2 separate regions of the Homo sapiens genome follow, and region 2 is linked to region 1. Evidence: read pairs that join two places in POLR2A ChIA-PET (ENCODE). Cell type or tissue: Panc1. All regions are shown on one strand. Links, peaks and the distances in the headings refer to the core of each region. The heading gives the core; the rest is flanking DNA.

Region 1 (5,510 bases), core at 258-5,257:
TAGGTAGGAATTGAACAATGAGAACACTTGGACACAGGGTGGGGAACAGCACACACTGGGGCCTGTCCTGTCGCGGGGTCGGGGGAGTGGGGAGGGATAGCATTAGGAGAAATACCTAATGTAAATGATGAGTTAATGGGTGCAGCACACCAATATGGCACATGTATACATATGTAACAAACCTGCACTTTGTGCACATGTACCCTAGAACTTAAAGTATAATAAAAAAAGAAAAAAAAAGATGGACTTTATTTTGTATAACTATCAACTGTTTACAGAAAGCAGTGACACTTAATCTTTGCAAAGTCCTATACCCATTCTATGAAAAGCATCTATCCTCCTTCCTATGTAAAATTGAGTTTACAAGCCTTTGAAGCTCAAAACTAAACAACCTACTGAGATCCACTGTCCCCACATTATGAACCCGAATCTCCAAAACTCCATCAGACATACAGTCTAAGATGCAACATCTTCTGCTACAATCACCTCAAGATTGAACTCCAGACGAAAACGTGTAAGTGTCCTGGGCCAAGAGTCCTTTCATTTGAGATTCAGGAATGAAATGTCTAGGGTTATCTCCATTGAGTACACTCATGGACTTCCTAATAAGAAACATTCCAGTAAAGGATACATGGAAAATTAGTCAGTGCATAAGTCGCAATTTATCACTGTAATGTCTCAAAAGCACCTGAATAGTATGAATTTTACATGCTTTCTCCTCACTATCAAAATCAAACAGTTAGTTGTTCAGCAAGCAAAATGAAAACTCTTATAAAGTTATACTCCCCCTTTTCACCAAATACATACATACAGAGATAAGCGATGTGCCTTTTTATTATTAATGAACATATTTCATTGAATTTATTAATATGGTAAGAGTGAAAACAACAGAATCTACTAGACTAACAGCCCTAAAGGATCAAGACTCTGTTATGCAAGGTACAGATTTTTCCTCTTCAAAATATTTAAATTATACCTTTACAATATGATTAAAATGAATATTTGCCAATAGAATAGCAAGTCTAAATAATGACCCACCACTTCAAAGAAACAATAGGTTTTAAAATTATAACACTAAATTATTGTTGCTTTGTTGTTACTGCCTTAAATTTCCTGAAAGAACTGCATTCCTACAACACAGAATACAGGGTTTACTTGCTCTGCCTAGAATTTTTCCCTGACAAACTAAATTCCATCTTCCAGCACTTAAAAACCCTCACATTCTCTAAAATTCAGAAAACTACAAATATAAACCAGTGTTTTGCTAAGTCTATTATGGGCCTATGAAGACAACTTAGTAATTATTAAAAACATACTGTGAAAATACTATTGAGGGCATTTTAAAATTTACTATGCGTCTCATAATAAACTACTTTCCGGGATCTACAATTTCATGAATTAAATTTAAAATTATATCACAGCTCCTTGAGCAAATGATCTACAGAAGCAATCATCAGCATTCACACCCAGATTTAAAAACTCAGGTTGTTCCATTGATCACTATATAAATAAACTTAAAAGTATTTTTACTCTGTATCCAAACAAATGGTTTAGAAATGCCTCCAAAAAGTGACAAGTATGTTGTCTCAATATTTAATTTGTAGACCAGATTACAGGAGAGTACAAACTGAAATGGTGAAAGTCTGGCTAAAATTAATGTCTGTTTGAACCATTTTAGATTATCAAGAAAAAATTCAGAAGACAAATTTCTGGCCTCAGCTAACCAAAAAAACAATATAAATTAAAATGGCCTTTTTGGTGCTGGTGAGGTCTGATAACTAAAATCATTCAATAGAATCCTGTTTGAAAACACCTTATAATAATATAATTCAATTATAGGATAAGCAAGTTATGCTCCTGTTTCCAAAGAGAAGAAAAAAATAAATCTGTGCGATTGCAATATACCAAATGTTAGAATGAACACTTACCATGCATATTTCCTTATACTTCACTAGCACTGTACAACACACACTTTCATTTTAATCATAACATAACACTTATGATATAGGTATCATCCCTATTTTACAGATAAAGACACAAAGCTACAGTTACTGACTCACTTGACCAAGCTTACAGGAAATGAGAGAGAATGAGGATTTGAACTCAAAGGATTCTGACTCAAGCTCTTATGTTATAAACAATGCTGCAAATATTACTTATCTATGTTTGTTTACCTTTTTCTATGTGAAGCTGAGTGTTCAGAGCCCTGATATGTTAATCTATTTACATTTATTTGTTTGGCTCTGTTTTTGTTTATTTATCTATTTATAACCAACCGGCAAACTCCATAATGTTACATGGGAAGAGTAAAAGAAAGAGTTCAAGGGCCTGTGGCAAGATTTTCATTTGGGGTCTATTTGGCTCTAAAGAAAAAAGAGCTAATCAATTGCTAACTGAAGACAGTACAGTTTAGTTTTAATAATGGTTACAGTAATGAGAGGTTAAAAGGGTCAAAACACTGAACCAGGTGTTAAAGTTCTTAATGTTCGTATTTGGGAATATACATTAGACTACTCAACTCTATTTGAAGTTATACAGGGGATAAATATGGTTCCATTGAGTAGAGGTTCTAATACTTGTTTGAATGTTCTAAAATTAGTTGGTTGTTTTCACTCATAAAATCAGAAGGCTGGACAAAATACTTTCTAAGGTCCCTTTCAGTATTAATATTTCATAAAACTAAAAGGCAAACTGTACTTGATGAATTATGTCTGACTCATAAGGTTCTTTCAAAATTTAATGTCTTATTTTTCTTTGCCACATGATATATTTTTTGCCTTTTGTTTTTTGGCAAGTCATAACCCAACCATGCCTTTTAAATGGGGGTAATATATAAACCTTGCCTACTTTATAGACTTTTCCTATCAGTATGATGATATATGTAAACTTTAAAAAAAATTTTAAGTATGCACATAAGGTAACATTAACTATTTAATTAAATATTAAGTGATTCACTATTAAAATCATGTTAAAATAGGATGTCTTAACTATAAATGCCAATATACTAAATTATTCAACAACAAGAGCATAAGATTCTACTTGAGGCAACACATATAAAGTTTTATGGTATCTGTAAGTAATTTAAATACAAATTTCTTTATTTGTCTACTAATAGCATTTACCAGGCTATTTTATTTAAGAAAGCAGAAATATTGTCTTTGACCACAGAACAGAAGTTCAAAGAAAAAATCATTCTTTTCTCATTATCCTTTTCTACTGCAGATGTTTTGTATTTGTTTATTTAGATTCTGCCTCCATTCTAGAAAAGACTAAAGGAAGCTGAAAGGATATATTAACCACAAGAAAATTCCAGAAGTGTAAAACTGGACAGAAAGAAGAAAGAAAAATGGGAATAAAGCCATCAATTAGAGCCAGAAATAAAGCTCAAACATGTTTACCATAAACATTTATATATTTCTTATTAGAGAGCCATAAACTGGCTTTAAGCTTTCTGGCAATAAATGCAGCAAGCAGCTCCCAGTGTAATGTGATTCAGTAAAACAATTCCATTGGGAGGTAAACTGATTCTTCCTTGTGCCAGTCTCTGTAGATCTGGCTTGATTTGGGGATAGATTTTTAGAAAATGAAGAAACATAGAAGGAGTTGCGTATCTTTCAAATAATGTTCCCCAAATATTATTTCTCTAAGTTGTGGGCACCGATGAGTTCAAGACTATTCCCTGAAAAAGTATACAGCATAAAATTACTCAACAGTGGCATTTAAATTTTTTTCCATGTGTCTCAACAAACCCTAAATTTTAAGAAACTGTGTATATGAGATATATATACTCTTCCAAAAATTGAGGATTTGATCTTTAAAAAGACTTGACCATGTCCCAAAGGGCCTCCCCACTTTGTAGCATGCAATACCACAGGAGCACTAGCTTAGAAAAGTTTTTCTAAATCTCTAACTGAAAGACAATGAGTGACCTCTGCCTGAAGAATCTACTCCTTATAGCTTGGCACAACAGTGTCAGTCTGAAAGAAAAAAAAAAAAGTCTCACTAACATGAAAACAGCTGTCTACTCAAGTTCATATAGAAAGTAATTCAATAAAACAAACATTGAACGTTTAACTTGGAGCTAAGCTTATAAAAACTACCTATTAAGTATAAACCAAGGTAATTTGCAGAACGGGTCTTTTAAATAAAAGTCAGTCATAGTACATTGAACCAAATAAAATAACATTACTTGTACAAGTAGTTATCAATTCATGCTGCTGTTAGATTGAGATAAAATACGAAACTGTCATAAGAAAATGATTGTCTTTTGTCCTTTATTAGGGAACAGGCATGCAAGAGCTCTGTCAAAACACTGAGAATTAAGTTAAAGAGAAGAGAGGTCAGAAAATAATCATATGTTACTCTAATGCAATATGTGACCTGTTCTCCCAAAACAATATTCCTGCTGACCCTGACTCTCGAAACAGTAATACAGAGGCAGATTCTGAAAGGAGATCAATACCTGGGGTGGGAAGTCCATGTTGAGCTTTCATCTCCTGGCCAAAGAAGTGAAGGTTGGGGAAAGGACGCATATTAATTTATGTGAGGTTAGACTAACATTTTAACATGATTTATGAATCGACCTCAGCAAATGGCTTAGGTTTGAATAGCTGTCTTGAATTAATTCTAGTCTTCTAGTCCAAACAAAGAATATCCTAAGGTATGGAGAAAATTTGCAGAAGTACCTGGCCCATCTGAGGTACTTAAAACTGTTTGTTGAATGAGGGGCTGAATAATCTAATTTGCTATTTGCTAATACTGACAAAAATGGGCATGATATGAGAACATGAGAACAAATACAGTCCAAATATTTTTTAAATGGAATAAATTGAGTTTGTTTTAAAAGAAAAAACCTACAAATCAGTGTTTCCAAATTATTGGTGAAATTCTATTGACATTTTAAATGAATACTTTCTGGCTCTTTTCCCAAAAAAGCTAGTAGTACCATAAAAATAGGTAAAGGAAACAATGCAGGTGTTTTTGTGTTTTTTATTTATTTATTTATTTATTTATTTATTTATTTATTTATTTATTTATTTGAGACGGAGTCTCGCACTGTAGCCTGGGCTGGAGTGCAATGGCGTGATCTTAGCTTCTTGCAACCTCCGCTTCCTGGGTTCATGCGATTCTCCTGCCTCAGCCTCCCAAGTAGCTGGGATTACAGGTGCACACCACCACGCCCAGGTAATTTTTTGTATTTTTAGTAGAGACAGTGTTTCACTCTGTTTGCCAGACTGGTCTTGAAATCCCGACTTTGTGATCTGCCCACCTTGGCCTCCCAAAGTGCTGGGATTACAGGCGTGAGCCACTGCACCTGGCCAGGTCTTAATATGTCTACATTTCAATAAAGCATTTGAAAGAATCTCTCACCCTCCACTTATGGGCAAGGTGCAGAAATGAGAGCTGGATAATAACAAAGTAATGTCACTTTATGACTAGTCTAACCTCTATACTGGAAAAAAATTGACTAATGCATTGTTATCAACCAGAAAGATGCCATCCTGCACAAG
Region 2 (5,510 bases), core at 327-5,326, 200 kb after region 1:
CAGTCTGGCAGCATCACACAAATCCTGAATTTCAAGTTTTTAGTTAAATAAACTCTTCAATGGAAGTTTATTAGGGCCTTCATTTAAGAGCCTGACAATACAATACAATACAATACAATACAATAACATTGCTTATCAGTAATGTTTATTTTCAAGGAATTTGCCTCTACTTGGACTTTTTCTGTTCTCAAGTTTGTATTACTGTTAAATATTATCTTTGATATAAATTGTCATGAGTAGAAAACTTTTTCTAAAATAGATTTGCAGAAAAGAATTTCCCACCAAAACCTCCAGCAATTCCATGACTTCGGTGGACAACACCAAAACCTCCATGTTGGTAATTCATATTTAGACATGTCCACCCACCCAAGAAGCAAATTTCCATTGGTTCTGTTTTATTTTCTCCTAAATTTTCTCTAACCTAACTAGTATTTGGCACTTTGCTTTAGTCAGAGATTTCTCTAACCCTTTGACAAATTCCAATGTTTCTGTTTCAATCAGAAATAATTTCCTAAAATCTCTGTACGAAATGAAAACACTGCCTCAAGCCAGGGAAATTCAATATACACATTAAACACCTTTTCAAAAAAAAAAAAAAAAAAACCTTAATGTATTCAATTTCACCAACATAGGGTAAGTTTCTTTTCCACAGAAGTTCCCATTGATAAAGAAATCTCACAATTTTTTGAAACGAAGTATTTAGGTGATAGCAACGATAAATGTACTTTTCACATTTGTAGGAAAAAAAGATCACTATATCCATGGCAAGATGAGCAAAAACAAACCAGTATCTAACATTGAAGAAACAGAAATGACTACTATAAGGAAGTGCTTTCCTCCATTTATTTTATCTAGCTAGAAAGCATATATTAAGCCATCTATCAAGAAACAAAAGGTTAGCTTGTGTACTTAGCTGTAGATGTATGCCAAGGGAAGCTGCTGTTACAAATTAATAAAGAATGCACACAAAGAGAGCATGCTTGATGCACTCGGCTTCCAATAACCTAAAAATACCTCCAAAATAATGTATATTCCAACATAGAAATCCATTTCAAATCCAATGAAACAAAATGCTGGCCATTTTTTATATTATTGTTATTTACTAACACCCTGGAGTAGCTTTAAAGAGATATTCTAGCACAAGTGTTGAGGATAGGAGAAGAAACAGAAGAGTAAAACAATCAAGTTAACTTGATATCTATGCCTCCAAACAAATAAGACTTTGGCTGCTTCAAGTCATATTTTTATTTTAATGTGAATATTTAGATTAGACTTGTGGTAGGCTGAATAATGCGCCCCCAACAAACACAAGTGTCTATATCCTAATCGCTGGGACTGTGAATATGTTAGGTTATCCGGCAAAGAGGAATTAAGGTTGATAATCAGCTGACGTTGAGATGGGGAGAGTGTCCTGGATTACCAAGGTGTACCCAATACAATCACAAGTGTCTTTAAATGTGGAAGAGGGAGGCAGCAAAGAAAAGAGATGACAGTGTGGGCTTTAAAGAGAGAGAAAAAGGGCCATGAGCCAAGAAAGATAGGTGACTTCTAGAAACTAGAATAGGCAAGGAAATGGATCTTCCCCTACAGACTCCAGAAGGAACCTAGCCCTGCAGACCATTTTATGGGCCCAGTGAGACTCCTGACTTCTGACCTCCAGAAATGTAAGAGAATAAATTTGTGTTGTTTTACGCCGCTAACTTTGTTGCAATTTGTTGCAGCAGCCATAGAAAACTAGTATAATACATACTTCAACAACTAACAGAACAACAAACTAACAACAATGAAAACATTATACATCCTGTTATTCCTAAGCAGAATAATAAACTAACCATCTTATATAACTTGTAGTTTGGGGAACTCATGGTCTATTTCAGACCCCATTAAAACAATTAGTTATTCATCCTTGGGTCTCAGTTTTCATATATATATATATATATGAGTTTATTGGAATGTTCTAAGGTTTTCTAGAGTTCTCAAGTGTTTTTGTGTCCTGAATGCTAATTATGAAGTGTTGTTTGAGCTTTGACTTTTTCTATGAAATCGTTTTCTTAACCTCTAATGCGTTTTTTTTTAAACAAAAGTAGTCATGTTAAAATCAATCCAACGTAAGTTCACAAAATTATTCATAATAGCCTAGTGCTTTTCACTTTGGGCCTCTAACAAAGTCTCTGCTTTACTATAGCACTACCATCATCTTTCAAAAACACTAAGTTCAAGTAAGAGAACTTGGTGTTGAAACTTAGAAAGTGTTTCAGTTAATACTTGCCTGCAGCTTTTTTCTATGTCAGAAGAGGCAAGACAAAAAAAGAAATCAATATTGTGCAGAATTTTTCTTTTAAATAATTCTTAACATACAGATTTTACAGGTTCAATGAGGCATTATCTAGAAGAAGAAACAATATCTCTCTCTTTTTTTTTTTTTTTTTTTTTAATGGCTAAGAAGCCTTTCCTGCAAACTATTACAAGTCTGGGCTATACAGCTTAACATCCACAGTTAAAAAGAAAGGAAAAAAAAGAAACTATAGTACACATTTTCACTGCATTTAACCATGTAGTGAATTTCTTTCTTCCTTTTTTTTTTTTTTTAAAGGAGAGAGTAAGTCACCAAACTGAAAATAAACAAGACAAGGAAAGTTAAAATCACATTACATTAAGAGCTAGGTTGCCTTCTATAAGTTAGAGAATCAAAATATTCTTAGAATATATGATAATGCCTTCAATAAATATCACTGAAGGACATCATTTAAAAGCAAATTTTATGCAACACTGTTCTCTGGGCTTTAAATGAATTTAATATTCCTGGGAGAAAATGATAGTCATGGCCAATAGTTGAAAACGGTCAGAGAATACATATATTCAACATTTTCCCAGCCACTGTAAGAAATATGCCACACATCAAGGTATTTTACAGGGCATCCAGTTTTCTGATATAAGTACTGTGAGATTCTTTTTACATTTTACTCAACAAAATAAAATTTTACTTTTCAAGACATTTGGAAGTAGAAACTGAGGCAGGAAATGAATGGGGGGGAAAAGTGAATGGGCAGAAGATTCTAGCTATTAGGGAAGATGAGAAGAAAAGGCTCAGACAATCCTGTTCCAGAAAAAAATAATAATGATAGAAACTTACCAAGAACAGTTTGGGGCAATAGAGATGGACAGGGATAATATTACAGAGGAGAAAAGAGAAGCCTTAAAGGAAAGCAATTATAAATTACTGAAAAATTTAAATCAGAAAGGCATTCACTAGATACAAAACAACCTAAAAAAAAAAAAAAAAAAAAAACTCACAACAAAAGCAGGTCAATTAATAAGGAGAATGTGGCCTGGCTGTGAAATGGACCAGGCAAATGGACTCACTGATAAAATACATTCTTTTTTATTTTTACCTATAAGCTAGTGGCCCAACAGGTGTATGTGGAGTGTGCATGAAGTTAACAATGGGTATTTTCACACTGTATTTGGGGCTGGGTTTCAAATGAGTTGAATATCGTCATGCTGATTATGGTTTCTCTTCAATTACTTTAATTGAGCTAATGTATAATAAGAACATAGCAGAAGCAAATAAGTCTGTGTGCCAGCTTATGAGCGGGCAATAAAACATAGCCAAAGAAAATAAGAAGACTGAAAAAAGGCGGTTGCAGAAACAAAAGAGAGAGAGAGAGGAAAAGAGAGGGGGGAAAGAAGAGGGTGGAGAATGGAAAGATGAAGGAGACAGTTCAAGAGGGCAAAGTAGAAGTTGACAGCAACACAGCCACACCTTGCCATCTCTCCAAGGCTGCTTCTTCCCTCCAGAGAGGATAAAGCCAAGTGAAATCAGGTGATTCTGCTGAGCTTTTGCTTCTAATTCTGTTCTTTGTTTCTCTGAAATTTTCTCCTCATTAATTCTGTGTTTTATTTGAATAGTGCCTCAGAAGCCCGGTTGTGTTGCTTCTGTTTATTCACATGGTTCGTTATGTCACAGGTGGTGCACCCGAGCTACATGCGGCAAGTGGGTGTGTGCACATGTGTGTTGCTTGTTTGTTTTGTTTTTTGACACCCTCCCCAATTTAGTTTAGGGAACTCCCTGAATTTTTGACACCCCCCCCCCCTTTAGCTTAGGGAACTCCCTGAATTTGTTTTTATCTTTTTATTTTGAAATAATTTCAAACTTACAGAAAAGTTGCGAGACTAACACAAAGAACTCCTGAATATCCCTTACCCAAGTTCACCAATTTTCAACATCTTCTACTATGTATTTCCCATCTTTACATCTATTTACCATTTATTATATATAATTCTACATATTAATATTTTTAAAACAACTTGAGAGTGGTTGCATACAACTTGCTCTTTAACCCCAATATTTCAATAATATATATTTCCAACTGTAACAATATTCTCTTATATAATCACAATATTGATGCCAAATTAAGAAAACTTAACATTGATACACCACAGTTATATAATCCAGAGTTTGACAAACCTGTGAACCAAATCTAGTCTGCCACCTGATTTCATCTATTCAGTTTTACTGGGACAAAATCATGCCCCTTCTTTTCTGCATTATTTGTGGCAGCAGTGTGAACAACAGCAGAATTGGATAGTTGTTGCATGAGACAACAGTATTGCCTGCAAATTCTAAAATATGTATTTCTTCTTTTATTTTAAAATTTTTCAAACACCTGATATAATTCACAGTCCATATTCAATTGCCAAGTTTCTCCATAATGTCCTTTTTAAGTATAATTTCCAGTCTAGGATTCAACCCAGGATCCTGCATGGCATTTAGTTTCAACTCACATCTCTAAATCTCCTTTAATGCAAAACAGTTCTTCAGCCTTTTTTCTCTTTCATGACACTGCCATGAAAGAATATAGGCCAGGTATTTTTTTAGACAATTTCTCTATTTGGATTTGTCTGATATTTCCTCATGATGAGATTCAGGTAATGCATTCTTCACCAGAATGCTACAAAAGTGGTTTTGTGTTCTTATAGTATCATACCTGAAAGCACATGATATCTGTCTGCCTCCCCTCAGTGATATTAATTTTGACATTCAGTTTTTCCACTATATGGTTACTATTTTTTTTTTTTTTTTTTTTTTTTGCCTTGCAATTAACAAAATGTCTGTAGGGAAGTGCTTTAAGACCATGCAAATATCCTGCTCTCTGTCAAATTTCTATTAATTCCAATTTAGTATCCAATGATTATTCTTTCCCAAATCAATATTTACTATTATGGATGCAAAGTGGTAATTTTCCTAATTGATTTTTACGATCAGAAATCAGATGTTCAGAAATATTAAATGACTCACCTCCTAGTTATTTTTCAAGGATGCTTTTGAGAACTTGAGAACTTTCAAAACTCTTAATTTCCATGATCTTAAAGTCTCTCAGAGTACAGAATGCCTGAACGAATGTTCTGAAGACTCAGATAACCAGAATCTCCTGCTGATCAGCATACAAAACCTATCTTGTAAAGCTACTACTGGGTTAAAAAGCTACATTTTTGAAACTCCATTATTT

What was found. Peaks named below come from ENCODE experiments on the same cell type or tissue, not always from the same donor. Only the 100,000 strongest peaks of a DNase experiment are listed, where the experiment ranks them.
Region 2: POLR2A ChIA-PET joins it to region 1 with 10 read pairs; 3 of 35 experiments call an interaction of 5 or more read pairs at or near these places.

What each region holds. Positions count from the first base shown.
Region 1 is chr6:128,273,136-128,278,645 of GRCh38, forward strand. All of the region lies in intron 3 of PTPRK (protein tyrosine phosphatase receptor type K), which reads right to left. Among named protein-coding and RNA genes, the nearest start is that of PTPRK, 240 kb to the right of the region's middle. In Panc1, for the core only: no CTCF peak of the experiment used is centred there; a DNase peak (open chromatin) is centred at 2,146; H3K27ac peaks cover 1,211 bases.
Region 2 is chr6:128,468,338-128,473,847 of GRCh38, forward strand. The region is part of intron 1 of PTPRK (protein tyrosine phosphatase receptor type K); the gene reads right to left. Among named protein-coding and RNA genes, the nearest start is that of PTPRK, 50 kb to the right of the region's middle. In Panc1, for the core only: no CTCF peak of the experiment used is centred there; no DNase peak of the experiment used is centred there.